2 separate regions of the Mus musculus genome follow, and region 1 is linked to region 2. A link is a contact called in ENCODE Hi-C data. All regions are on one chromosome and are shown on one strand. Each heading gives the region's core, a stretch centred on a gene start or an enhancer-like site at or near the end of the contact. The rest is flanking DNA. Distances are from core to core; before and after follow the strand shown. Region 1 overlaps Pde4d (phosphodiesterase 4D, cAMP specific). Region 2 overlaps Pde4d (phosphodiesterase 4D, cAMP specific).

The links. Hi-C counts contacts between places; a loop is a spot of excess contacts on that map.
Region 1: a loop to region 2 is called in a map of v-Abl transformed pro-B cells, with 4 times the contacts of the local background. The contact joins two enhancer-like sites. A Hi-C loop is called at or near these places in 2 of 37 maps with a recorded cell type or tissue (T-helper 1 cell and v-Abl transformed pro-B cells).

What each region holds. Positions count from the first base shown.
Region 1 is chr13:109,920,952-109,926,998 of GRCm38, forward strand. The region is part of intron 8 of Pde4d (phosphodiesterase 4D, cAMP specific); the gene reads left to right. Among named protein-coding and RNA genes, the nearest start is that of Mir1904, 20 kb to the left of the region's middle. Within about 2 kb of position 2,041, at least 1 of the 3 ENCODE cell types and tissues checked has a DNase peak (open chromatin) inside an H3K27ac peak, as active enhancers do.
Region 2 is chr13:109,237,499-109,243,108 of GRCm38, forward strand. The region is part of intron 3 of Pde4d (phosphodiesterase 4D, cAMP specific); the gene reads left to right. Among named protein-coding and RNA genes, the nearest start is that of Mir582, 84 kb to the right of the region's middle. Within about 2 kb of position 1,985, at least 2 of the 3 ENCODE cell types and tissues checked have a DNase peak (open chromatin) inside an H3K27ac peak, as active enhancers do.

The DNA.
Region 1 (6,047 bases), core at 791-3,290, 680 kb after region 2:
ATAGCTCTTATACCATACATAGTACATCTTTCGACTATGTTAATGTATATAACCTTCATAAATGCTTCGCTTTGTGTCTAAAATGACAATTTCACAGTGGACATCATCTGAAGGTGTTTTACAAGATAGATGTTCTTTACATTGCATTCTGGGAAATTCTGCCTTAGACCCAAACCCGTCTTACGAGAGGGGAATGTTCATGTGCTAAAAATGGGAGGCAGATTCTCCCCGACTAGAAAGAGAACAGACCGGTGAGTAGGGACAAAACTTCCCAAGAGTGGCCAGACTCGGAAAGCACACGGCTTCTGAGAATGGTTGGGTTTGGCCAGCAGATCTAGAACATGGACTAGAGTCAGCACCCAGTGAGCATCGTCTGTCTTTTCGATGCGGAGCGAGAGCATCCTCTTAGGCGTTGGTTTTTGCTAATTAGTTGTAACAGTTCGGCGTTTGCTCTGATGGAGTCTGTAGCACATCCTTTGCATAAAATCATGCCATGTGCCACCGGTGACAGGCTGACCTCCTCCGTTCACACGTAGAAGCAAAGACGCCTCCCTTCATGTGGCCTTTGGCCAGTTGCATTGATTATTCCTCAGTGAAGCCAGTGTCATGCTAGGGATAGCCGTGATGATGGTGATTTCAGCTAAGCTGACAAAATAGCTTTGGATGTACACAGCTGCCTATATGAATCCAAGCTGTATCAATGAATGGAGAACGCTGTGTGAATTTGTCACTTCTCTTGCTGCAGTAAAACACCATGACCAAGGCAACCGGTAGAAGGAAGGCTTTGTTTGACTCGGTGTTCCATTATGGCAGAAGAGACGTGTTGTGGCTAAGGGCAGGAAAACTGAGGGCTCCTATCTGGAACCGCAAGCAGGAAGCAGAGAGAGGCCAGGAAGAGTTGTGTGGCTTTTAAACCTCAAGCCTGCTCCTAGGATAGACTTCCTTCAGCAAGGCCATACCTCTAAACAAGCTCAGACAGCCCAAACTCCACCACCCATGGGGACCAAGTATTCAGAAATCTGTGCCTATGCGTGATATTCTCGTTTCTCATTCAAACCACCACATATGTTAATGTGTCTTAGTCAATCCACTTAGCCAAGAAATGAAAATACAAACATCAACTTAGGTTCCTGTTAATTTGGTTCCAGGAACTCCTCAACAGACATAGTACGTACGGTGTCAGACTCTTTCTAAATAAGTGTTTCGGGTATTTATTTGCTGTTTTAAATAAAGTCATTTTGGGGGAAAAAAATCAGGTCATGGTTTAGTCTTGGATGTTTCAGAGGATGACTTAGGTCTTAAAGGTCAGTCTTAAATGTTTATGATACTCTCAAGAGCAGATACCACTTATGAAATGGTACATTTGATCTCTCTGGGCCTCTGCCTTGTCATGTTTTGGTTTAGTCTCGTTCCCTATTCAAACCCTCCCATTTTGTCTGTGATGCCAGTCTGGGCCTCAGAGCTGGTTAAGTCAAATTCATGTGGTTTATCACTAGGGGGCGCCAAATACAAATAGATTCAGTGGATCTACTAGCGGTCAGGTTTTCTTAATAGAGTTTCTCAGGAAAGAGTTTTTATCATGTGAAAGTAAATTCTAAATTATATAATTTAAAGGATTGATTATAAACGAATTCTGGGTTGTTATTGACACCCCCTAAAACTATCTCAAGGCACTTGAAAAACAAACAGAGGCTCCCTAGTTTGTGATAGCTATTTGAATTTAGCGTCTGAATTTCAGTTATGCCTCAGAATTCTGTATGGAGGAATTAATAATCACATTTTCATCTGTCAATATAATCTAAGCGTTAACAGTATATGTAAGCACCTACTTAATATTGACTTTATTCCTGGCTACTACACATCTCCCTCTGTGTCTTTCATTTTTATGTAGAAGGGTATAAAACGAATATGATTGGTTATATAGGATCAGATGTTTTCAGTTTCCTGAGTGCTGTGTGATAAACTACTGCTGCTAAGACGACCTCCCTGAGTCTGAGGTGCTGTGAGAGCCAGTCCCGTGGGACACGCCCACACGTACGTACACCTCCCCCAGCCCTTCCCTGCCCTACTGAATGCTGTCCCATTTTAAGTCAGCCTTCGACTCTTCCATATACGATCGATCGTCCTCCGTCGACACACAGGCAGTACTGCCTGCTGTGTGCAGTGCTATGAGGTACTTTACTCTCTGTCACTTGAGAGTACTGTGAAGCCACACTGTCTGATTTCAGATCCCAGCCCTGTCTGTGGCTTCCTGACTGTGTGACAGCTATTCTCTTTACAGCCCAGGTGTGTTGTTCATTGATTACCTTTTCATGGCCCTATCTCAAAAGGTGTTTCCTATCTTGTGGTGTGAGGTCGGGGGTGTTGGGGTGTGTTGCGATCAGGTGTTCCCGGGCTGTGAGCCTCTGAAAACTCCCCTGGTTAGTAACTGAAATGTGTGCAGATTTTCCTGGGGCTGCTCTCTGTTCCCTCTGTCCCTCTCCTCTTCCACAAAGTCCACATGACTTCCTCAGACTCTCCTTCATATCGGCACTGTGGCACGTTCAAGCAGCAAGGTGAAATGTGTAAGGCCTCCCGTGATCTGGATGCCACAGTCAGAGAGTCATTTGATCACAAAGGCCAGCTCAGTGTCACTGTAGAATGTTACAGCTTGCTAGGGTATTTCTATGCAGATTAAATTGCTGCAGTGGGCACCCTAGAAGTTCGGACTGTATGCTAAAGTGAGGCTTCTTAAACTTAACCCACTTGTGACCTGTGACTGAGAAATCTTCACGTGACCCTAAACATATGGGTCTATAAAATAAATGTATTAACCTAAAATTTACTGATAATAATCACAAAGAGCTGCATTGTAAAATGATTTCTTGGTGTGCCTAACAGGTTTTCCCTAACTTATTAAAGAATAAAATAAATCTGCACGCTGGTGGATGGATCTGATTGTTTGATTTTTTATGCAGAGTCAAGTTGTGGCTGTTTGATACTGTAGGATGCACAGTCGCTTCAGTGTGATTTGGAGTTGATCAGCCGTTTAGTTTTGTAATCCTCAATACTAACAGCAACACCCCTTTGCATAATAAATACACAGAGTACAACGTGGCAGAAATGTGGTTAGGGGCAATTGAAAAAAGGAAATCGTGTTTTAATCTCAATCACACAAAATGTGTCGCAAGGCTTAAAAAGCAGGACCACTCAAGGCAGCAACTCAAATAGTAGTTTCTAAATCACTAGCAATACAACCCAAAGCTACTCAATTTGATAGTTAACTTGGCCAAGAATGGCAGAAAAATATAAAGTGTGTTTCGTGTAATTGGATTCACTGTGTGCAGAGTAAAAGCCTGGCAATTAATAACATATAACCTGATTTGAGCCAAATTTGTTCCAGCATTGCTCTGTGGTGTTACCTCACAGTGCAGAGCATGCATACCGTGCAGTCTTAGCCAGGGTCCTATGAAGTCACATTATATACAACCCAGGTGACACCAGACGCCTCAGATTCATCGTGCACTTGATTTTGATTTTCTATTGTTGTGTGTTCAGAAACGTTGTACTGTTGCAAAACTTTGTGACCTTGCATTCAGTCTCATGTGGGGTTCTGACGCACAGTTGCAGAAGCTGGGTACTAAAGGCGTTCAAGTTCAAGTTGAAATCCATATCCTGAGTATCAGCGTGCAGTGGGGAAAACCATTTTCCCACCCAGGTCTCACTGTGCGTGGAAGTGGGGGATAGGGGCGTTGACACCGAAGCTGCTCTCCGCCTCTGTGATGATTCGGATTAACGTGTTGAGAGTGGAGACAGGAAGGAACAGACCAGATTAAATGGTATCTTACAGAAGACAGGACTGGTCACAATGTTTCGAAGAAGAGGAGTAGGCTGGTGGAAGGGAACACCCTAGGGTTACTCAAGGATTCGCTTGGATGATTTATGTTAAACACCTGATAGCTTGTGACTCACACGAGATACCCACTGAATGGACAGAAAGAGTCACAGATTTCATCTGAGGCACTGGAAGAAACACGGGCCCAGTGACTGCAGTTGGAGTAGTTATACGGACTACTTTAAATAGAAAAACGGTTCACGGTTTTGAAGAAGTTCCAGGTGACGTTAGGGCAGGACATTTGAAATGGGAGAGTATGGTGAGTTTGGAAACGTGGTACCGAAGTTCAGGCGAGAAGTCGTCATGAAGAAGCGTAGGCCCGAAGCAGCAGCCCGTGGCCAGCCAGAGTGGAAGCCTTAACAGAAGGCAAAGAAAGGCATGGCCAGAGAAACCCGCAGAAACAGGCCTGGGGAGGGAGTGCAAAGTGTCTTCAAATAAGGCAGGATATGTCAAAGGTAAGAAAAATGGAGGACAGAGGAGAGGCGAGGGGTGTTCTGCTGGGTTATTCTGGTGGAGAAGTGGGGTTGGGGGTTAGAGGAATGTAGGAAATGAACCCAAAGGTGTGATGAGTGTCTGAGAACCCCAGCAGCAAAAGACCTGATAGTAATATCAGAGGCAGAGAAGGCCTTTCCCACCCTCACCCTTGGGATGTGTTTTACCACCCTCACCCTTGGGGTGTGTTTCAGGCTCTCCCTCTCTCCCGGGCCCCCTGCTGCCGAAGTGGATAGTACAGAACCCTATATAGGCTGTATGTTTTTTCTTAGTTATGTGAAACTGTAACTATTTTGTAAAAAAAAAAAAAAGATAAAAAATACACTAGAATATTAGCAACAGTCTGCTATCATCAGTGTTATTAAAACCTTGAGAATATTTCTGGGGTCTTCCATTTAGCATTTTCAGCACGGAGTTGGCTGAAAGTACCTGGAATTATGGAAAAGGACATTGCAGGACTGCTGTGCTAGACAGGTGTTAGGGTGAAAAATACTGAGGCAGGCCTGGGGCAGGGTGGGCGCCATAGAGTAACCAGGAGGCAGAGATGATGTAGGGTGCTGTAGAGTAACCACGGCAGGGAGTCCTAGAAGGACAGAGTGACAAGAATATAGACCTTATGCAGAACTTTGCAATAGACTAAGAGCAATGAATTTCTCTTGTTTCTCACCCACAAGATCTCTTAGGATAAAAGTTACACAGAATAATACCATGTCGAGCAGAATAGAAAAGGTTGGCTTTCCCACAAGAATGTCCAGTACATTTTAGCCCTCAGGATAACAAGGTAGGCTTGCTCTCAGTTTCAGCTCTGCATGCCTAAAAGCTATTCAGTTCTTTCTCGGCTTCATCTGGGATGATAAAAATGTTCTTCTGATCAGAATATAGAAACTGGAATCTGTATGCATAACTGCATTCTATATCCAGACAGAGCCATGAACTTTCAGATACTCCCGCCCTCCTTCAGTCAGATTTATATTTTAGACTTTGTTAAGTTTTAGAGTGTGACGGTATTAAAATAGAAACAAAGGATTTTGACCGCAGCCTTCCCCAAGGAGAAGGGATGCATTCTCGGTTGTGAAGTCTGGACCAGTGGCATTTCATTATGATTGTGCCTGTGTGTTGGGCAGGGGAGGGAGCAAAGCTGCCTTTATCACCAGGAAAGCCACGTGTTTGGGATTTGAGAGAGACTGTGCGCATTGAGATGGTATCAGAATCCACACAGACTGGCAATGCTTATTTAAGAAACGTCTACAGATCTTGATGGTTTTGTGGTCGTTATCCGTCCCTGTGAGGGGGAAGCCCCATTCATCTCACAGGCTGCAGGGAGACCTTTATTAAATGGCGTTCACCATGTGGGAAGGAAAGCCTCTTTTCCTTCAGAGGCTCACCTCGCCAACCAATCACGAAGCATACTGAGCCTCAACCGTACCCCCTGCCCTCCTAGAGCAGAGATGGAATGTGATTGGTGCATAGTTGGTTCTGTGGGCGGGGTTTCATGTCACTCTTCCCGGCTTCCCCCGCAGTTCCTTATTTGGTAGCCTTTGACAGAACTAGTCTTTCTCACAGCTAAGCATCTTGATATACATTATTCATTAAGCCCTGGAGCTCGGGAGAGAAAGATGCAGACCCTTAGCTCTTTAGCTGCTCCTCCATCACATGGATATTCCTTATGCAGAATAGCTGC
Region 2 (5,610 bases), core at 735-3,234:
GTTAGTAGAGTCTCACTGCTCTTAAAATCCACCGGGACTTAGTCATGGGCGCTGCACTCTAATGACCTTATCCACTCCTAATCACTTCCACACTCAAACCATCTCCAAATAGGACCATTCCTGCTTTGTGGGGAAGGATATGAGAGTTCAGGCTTGGGGCTTACGTGGGTTGCCTAGAGCCCTCTAAGGAACAAGGGGCAGAGATAAGCTTGTATTCAAATATTCAAATTGTATGATTCTCAGTCCAGGACAGGCCCCTCCTTCCTGAAGCTTTTAACTTGGAGGCAGGGACTTGATTTTTTTTTCTTCTTTTTTTAATGATTACATTTGAAAATTTAATTTTATAACTTATTGGGATCAGCTTATGACTGATTGTAATGGAGAAGATACTCTAAAAAATAGTATTGAAATAAATAAAGTAAGTACTGCAGATAACATTCATAATATAAAAGAATAGTCTTGGGCACAGACATAGGGGGAGGGGGCCTTAGCCTAGGCCTTACCACCAGTTGTTCTTTCTCTAAGAAGCTTAGCGATACAGTGTCTGAATTCTGCTGCACAGGATCCTGAGGTTAAAGGAAGTGTTCAATGCCATCTGCTGAGAGGAGCCAGAATTCCCCCTACAGGTTCTCTAAGGTGGCTTTGTGCTGCTCTGAACACTGTGAACTCCCCTCCCACTATCACAGTCACTGCTTTTTAGCCTTTGGCTAAGATCAAGTAGAATGTTTCTTCTTGTGGCTTTTAATAATTGATGTGTTCTCCATCCAAGGACAACGTATTTAGACTGTGTGTGCATTACAAAGAACTGAGCTCCACTTAATGGAGAATTTTAAAATAAGAGGTGTGCTTGAATTCTCTTGGATCCCATTCTTCTTTTGACATTGTTTCCTCCAACGTGCCACAGTGGATCATGCTTTGATAAACAGGATGAAGGGCCCCAGGTCTGAGGCTGCATTCCAGAAGTATTTCTTCCACAGAGCTGGGGAGCATTTTCCTCTGCACAGAGTATTGGTAACACGTATGTGTTTTCCCCCAACCCCACCCCATACTCATTCGGGGTTAGCTTTGAAGAATTGTGATGGCATCCAATGAAAATAAAGTGAACAGAAGAAATGGCAGATTATACCTGTCCAGGGTTAACGTGAAGGATAGTCTTTCGTGATATAAGATGGATTTCCTTATCAGCTACCATGAATTTTATATTAGGCTCAGTTAAAAGACAAACAGAAAGACAGAGGACAGGAGAAGGCAGAGGGCAAAAGGTTAAAAAAAAAAAAAAGATAAGGACAAAGAGAGGAAGAGGAAAGAGAAAAAGCAACGTCAATGGCTCCGTAGGTCCTGAGGTGAGTGAGCTGCTTGCAGCTCAACAGCTTTGGTCAGCATCCTGTTATTGTCTTTGGGCATCAGAATACACTTCACCACCCTTTGAAATTTCCATACACACTACAATGATTTTGCTGTAATCTTTCTTTCCTGGGAAACGGCTTATTCGTTTTTTTTTTTTTTTTTTTTTTCTTTTTTTTCTTTTCAACCCTTGAGGTCATTTTCTTGTTTCAGGTTTTATTTTTACAAAGTCCTGAAGACTTTGCAATGGGTAAAATTGTGAATTTAGTCTTCAGCATCTCCATGACAAATTTAACTCTGGGCCAATCACTAAGAGGGGGTGGGGGTGGGGGTGGGGGTGGGGGAAGTGGCTTCTTCCTCCCCAGGCTAAAATGTGACATTTCTAAATATGCCCATCATTACTTCGTTTTTTGAGTATTTGAAAATGCATGATTATAAGTCTTAGTTCTCAGGGCTTTATGTCAAACCTACTTACTGTCCCTTGTAGCTGCCGTGTCTTTGTTTTTGACGAGCATTGAGATACTCTGTGCTCTTCAGTTCTTTTTAAACTGCCTGGGGCTTCAAGCGCCTCTGTCACTGGTGTGGAGTAGAGCCCACAGGAACGATGTCACTTCCTCTCCCTTCCCCCTCCCTACTCCCACCAAAGAGCACTTCCTGCCGCTTCATTTCAACTGGCTGTGCTGCGGGATGCCATGTTAGCTCAGGGCACTCAATTTTTTTTTTTTTTTTTTTTTTTTTAATGAGAGCGGCAGTTCTGGATACACAGAGCTCAGAGCGCCGGAACTGATTCTTTGTGAAGCCGAACCCGGATCTAACTCTATTCCTAGAAGAGCACCAGTTCCCTCCTTACAGAGGAGGCCACTAAATAGAAAACTTCCACAGACACAAGGCTAATGGAATTAAGTTAAGGACTCATTTTCGTCTTAGAAAAATAACACATATAGAGGGGCATGATTTTTCGCTCACATTGAAAATGAGTTTTCACTTGTATAAAAGCGAAAATATAATGACTCATTAAGTACACTGTATGGCTGCAGGGAAACCAATAAAAGTGCAATAATTCCAAGTCATATTAATTATCATCCAGAAGAAGCCAGAACACCTTGAGTCTTAGCACAACAAGAAACACAGACTGTACACAGCATATCACGCATACGGTAGAGTACAGAGTTCACGCTGACTCCGTGATTCAAGAGCTTCTTCCTCGGAACACAGAATGGCCCAACGTGTACACCTGCCCAGGCAGCTTGATCTACTGGGCTGTGGCTCAGGCGGACACCAGGCTTCACGAGGCTGCTCGCTTGCCTCTCAGTGCTGGCCGCCGTTGGTTCTTCCTTCTGAGCACAGGATTTCTGCTCATTTTTATTCTGGAAACAATTGTCACTGTGTGAGACAATTTGTCATTCCCAACCCTGGGACAGTCTTCCTTGAATGAGGATTCTCAGTTTGCTATTCTTTCTCCCACCAACACCTCTGTTCCCATCGAGAAAACTGTTATCTGTTCAGGCAAATCCTGATTTCGGAGCACACTGACTCTCTGCCAATAGGATTTTTGGTTAGAAGTTATATACACACATATATATGTATGTGTATGTGTATGTGTATGTGTATGTGTATGTATATGTATATGATATAATACACATATATTAGTATATGTATATTGCATATATATACACATATTTATGTTGTATTTTAGATTTCATCTTTTTTAATTTTCTCTTTATAAAACTCACCTTATTACCTGTAATAAATTTCTAATAAATAAACTTTCTAACCCCTCCTCCCCTTTACCTTGCCTTTATCTCTAGCCCTAAGCACCAAAGGGTACAACCTCTACTCTCCAGTTGCTTTCCCCCACACCACTGGAGCAGTTCCCATCGCCGTCCATCTAACTTTTTCCGGGACCTCCTAAAGATAGCTCAACGTTCCCAGTTCAGGTTTGAGGGCCTTATGCTCTCCCACCAGACCCAAGCCAGACTCCCCAAGGCTTAGGAGGCCATGGCGCTACTCAGACACTACCATCCCCCACCTCTTCCTTCCCAGCACACCTTGCTTCCATTCCGCCTCTGCGCCAGTACGCATGAGCATTTCTCTTTCTCGTCGTGTCTGTGCCAGATTCTGTCCAGTGTCACTACACTTGGTGCTCTGTGCTCTCCCCATGTCCTCCTGTGGGGTCATGCGTTCAAATCTCAGCTGCTCCTGTGTCCTGTGCAGGGTGACCTTTTCCTTCAGACAGCTAAGACTTGGTTACTGGGCTAAGCACCATGTGCCTGGCTCATTTCTCCACACAAGGAGTAGTTTCCAGAACAAAACACTAAACCTTAGAATGGCCAGTCACCAGACCTTTTCAAAAACTATCCTCTAAATATTCCGAGTCTTTTTTTTTTATTTTTACATTAATATGCATTTTAAAAAATTGTTTTAAAACCCTCAAATTATTTTTAAAGGTCTTCCATTTGCTCTTTTTTCTATTGTTGTACGTGTTGGTTTTTCTACATAGCTAGTTGCTATAGGTGAGTGTTAGACTGTGCATACTAGTGTTACATATTTAACTCAGCCTATATTTCTTCCAGCGGTTATGATTTGTATCATCTCCTAATTCAGTCTGTTAGTATCATTCCAAACTCTGGGCTTGACATGATGCATTTGGAAGATGAATCTTAATGTTCTTAACCATCAAATGAAAGTTACCTGCCTATACACACAGCTCTTCTATTTCAATTAGTGTAGCTTCTGTAGTCCTTTAATGACATCTGCATAAAGAAGGGGTGTGCATATAAGGCAGGAGTCAAATACAAATTTTAACTGCTAACTGGTATACTTCTTTATTATCACTTCAAACTTATCATTAAAAAATAGAGTATATAAAAGATTAATTGTAGACTTTAAAGTACAGTTAAGTATAATCTGGTTCAGTGACCTGGTTAAATCCTTGATCCAGGCACTTGTCCATTTCCATAGGAGCACTTTGTCATTTCATTCTGGATATTCTAAAAATAATATAAGCATTAAGCTCAAAGAGGTAACTCACAAACTTTGCCTCATGATAAGGATGGCAAGAGAGTTAACCAAAGGGGTAGAGACTATAGTCCTAAGTAAAGGAGGTAAATAATCCCAGAGCAAGTAACATTAAAACACTGTCTTAAGAATGAACAAAAATTCAACAAAGAAAGAAATGAGTGACTGGGTAGAAGAGGTGACAGCCTTCAAGGTGCGGGGCTTGTTGGGAATGGAGATTTCGACAGCTGTAGAACTCAAGGGCGCGCTATTTGGTCTGTGAGCCTACAGTGAAATTCTGCAGATGTGAGTCTAGTAATGATAGGTGTAGGAGCATAAGAAAATACATGTATATTATCTACCATGAAAAAAAAAATCAAGTCTGTTCAAGTAGGGGATGGTATGTTTTAGAAAGACAGGTTTGTTAAGATCACGGAAGACAGATGTTTGAGCCAGGGGAACGAGGGAACATCTTTCTGTGTATGATAAAAGATTTTATTATTAAAGTACATAACTTGTGAAAAGATATATATAAGACCTGGTCAGTTCATTGTAACTTGTCTTATTTTTTTAAATAAGTAAATTTGATTATATCTTTGATTCTATAGATAAGTAGGAAAAAATGTTGGACAAGGAGAGCAATACCTCTTTACTTGGGTTTTGTTTGCCTGTTGGAAGGTTGTGATCCAAAGCTAACTCACTCTCTCACCAAGCCTGTGTTTCTCTGGACTCAGTTTCAAGGGAATACCTCAGGCTTTGGTCCACTCACAGGCCACTTGTGAGTCACAGTCTGAACATGAGGAAATGCTCATTTACTTTTGCGTAGTCATGGCCATGAGACCTTTTTTGTCATTGTTGAAAGTACTGTTCTCTGAGGAGGTTATTTTCTGCCACAGGCAGGGAGCTGAATGTCACAACCCAATTCCAAGCGCTCCCTCGCCGTCCTGATAGCCTGGGGAAGCTGAGGTCTCACATCAGCCTGGAGCACACAGGCTTCATGTGATGGAGATCGGCTCCGTTAATTAGCTGTTTCGGGATTCTTAATGCCCGTGGCTTTGGAAACACTTGTTAACCCAGAGAGGGAGGAGACAAGCTGGAAGCAGCTGGATTCCAGCCTGAATGTATTATAGCTCATTTCAATAACACCTGATCTTTCCAAATCCATGTTCGGGATCTGTTGGAAATTATAGTTGACTTAAGTTGTTCTCAGTGATGCATCCAGGAGATTGCAATTCAAGGCTTCTTGAAGCCACAGAAACAAGAGAGCAG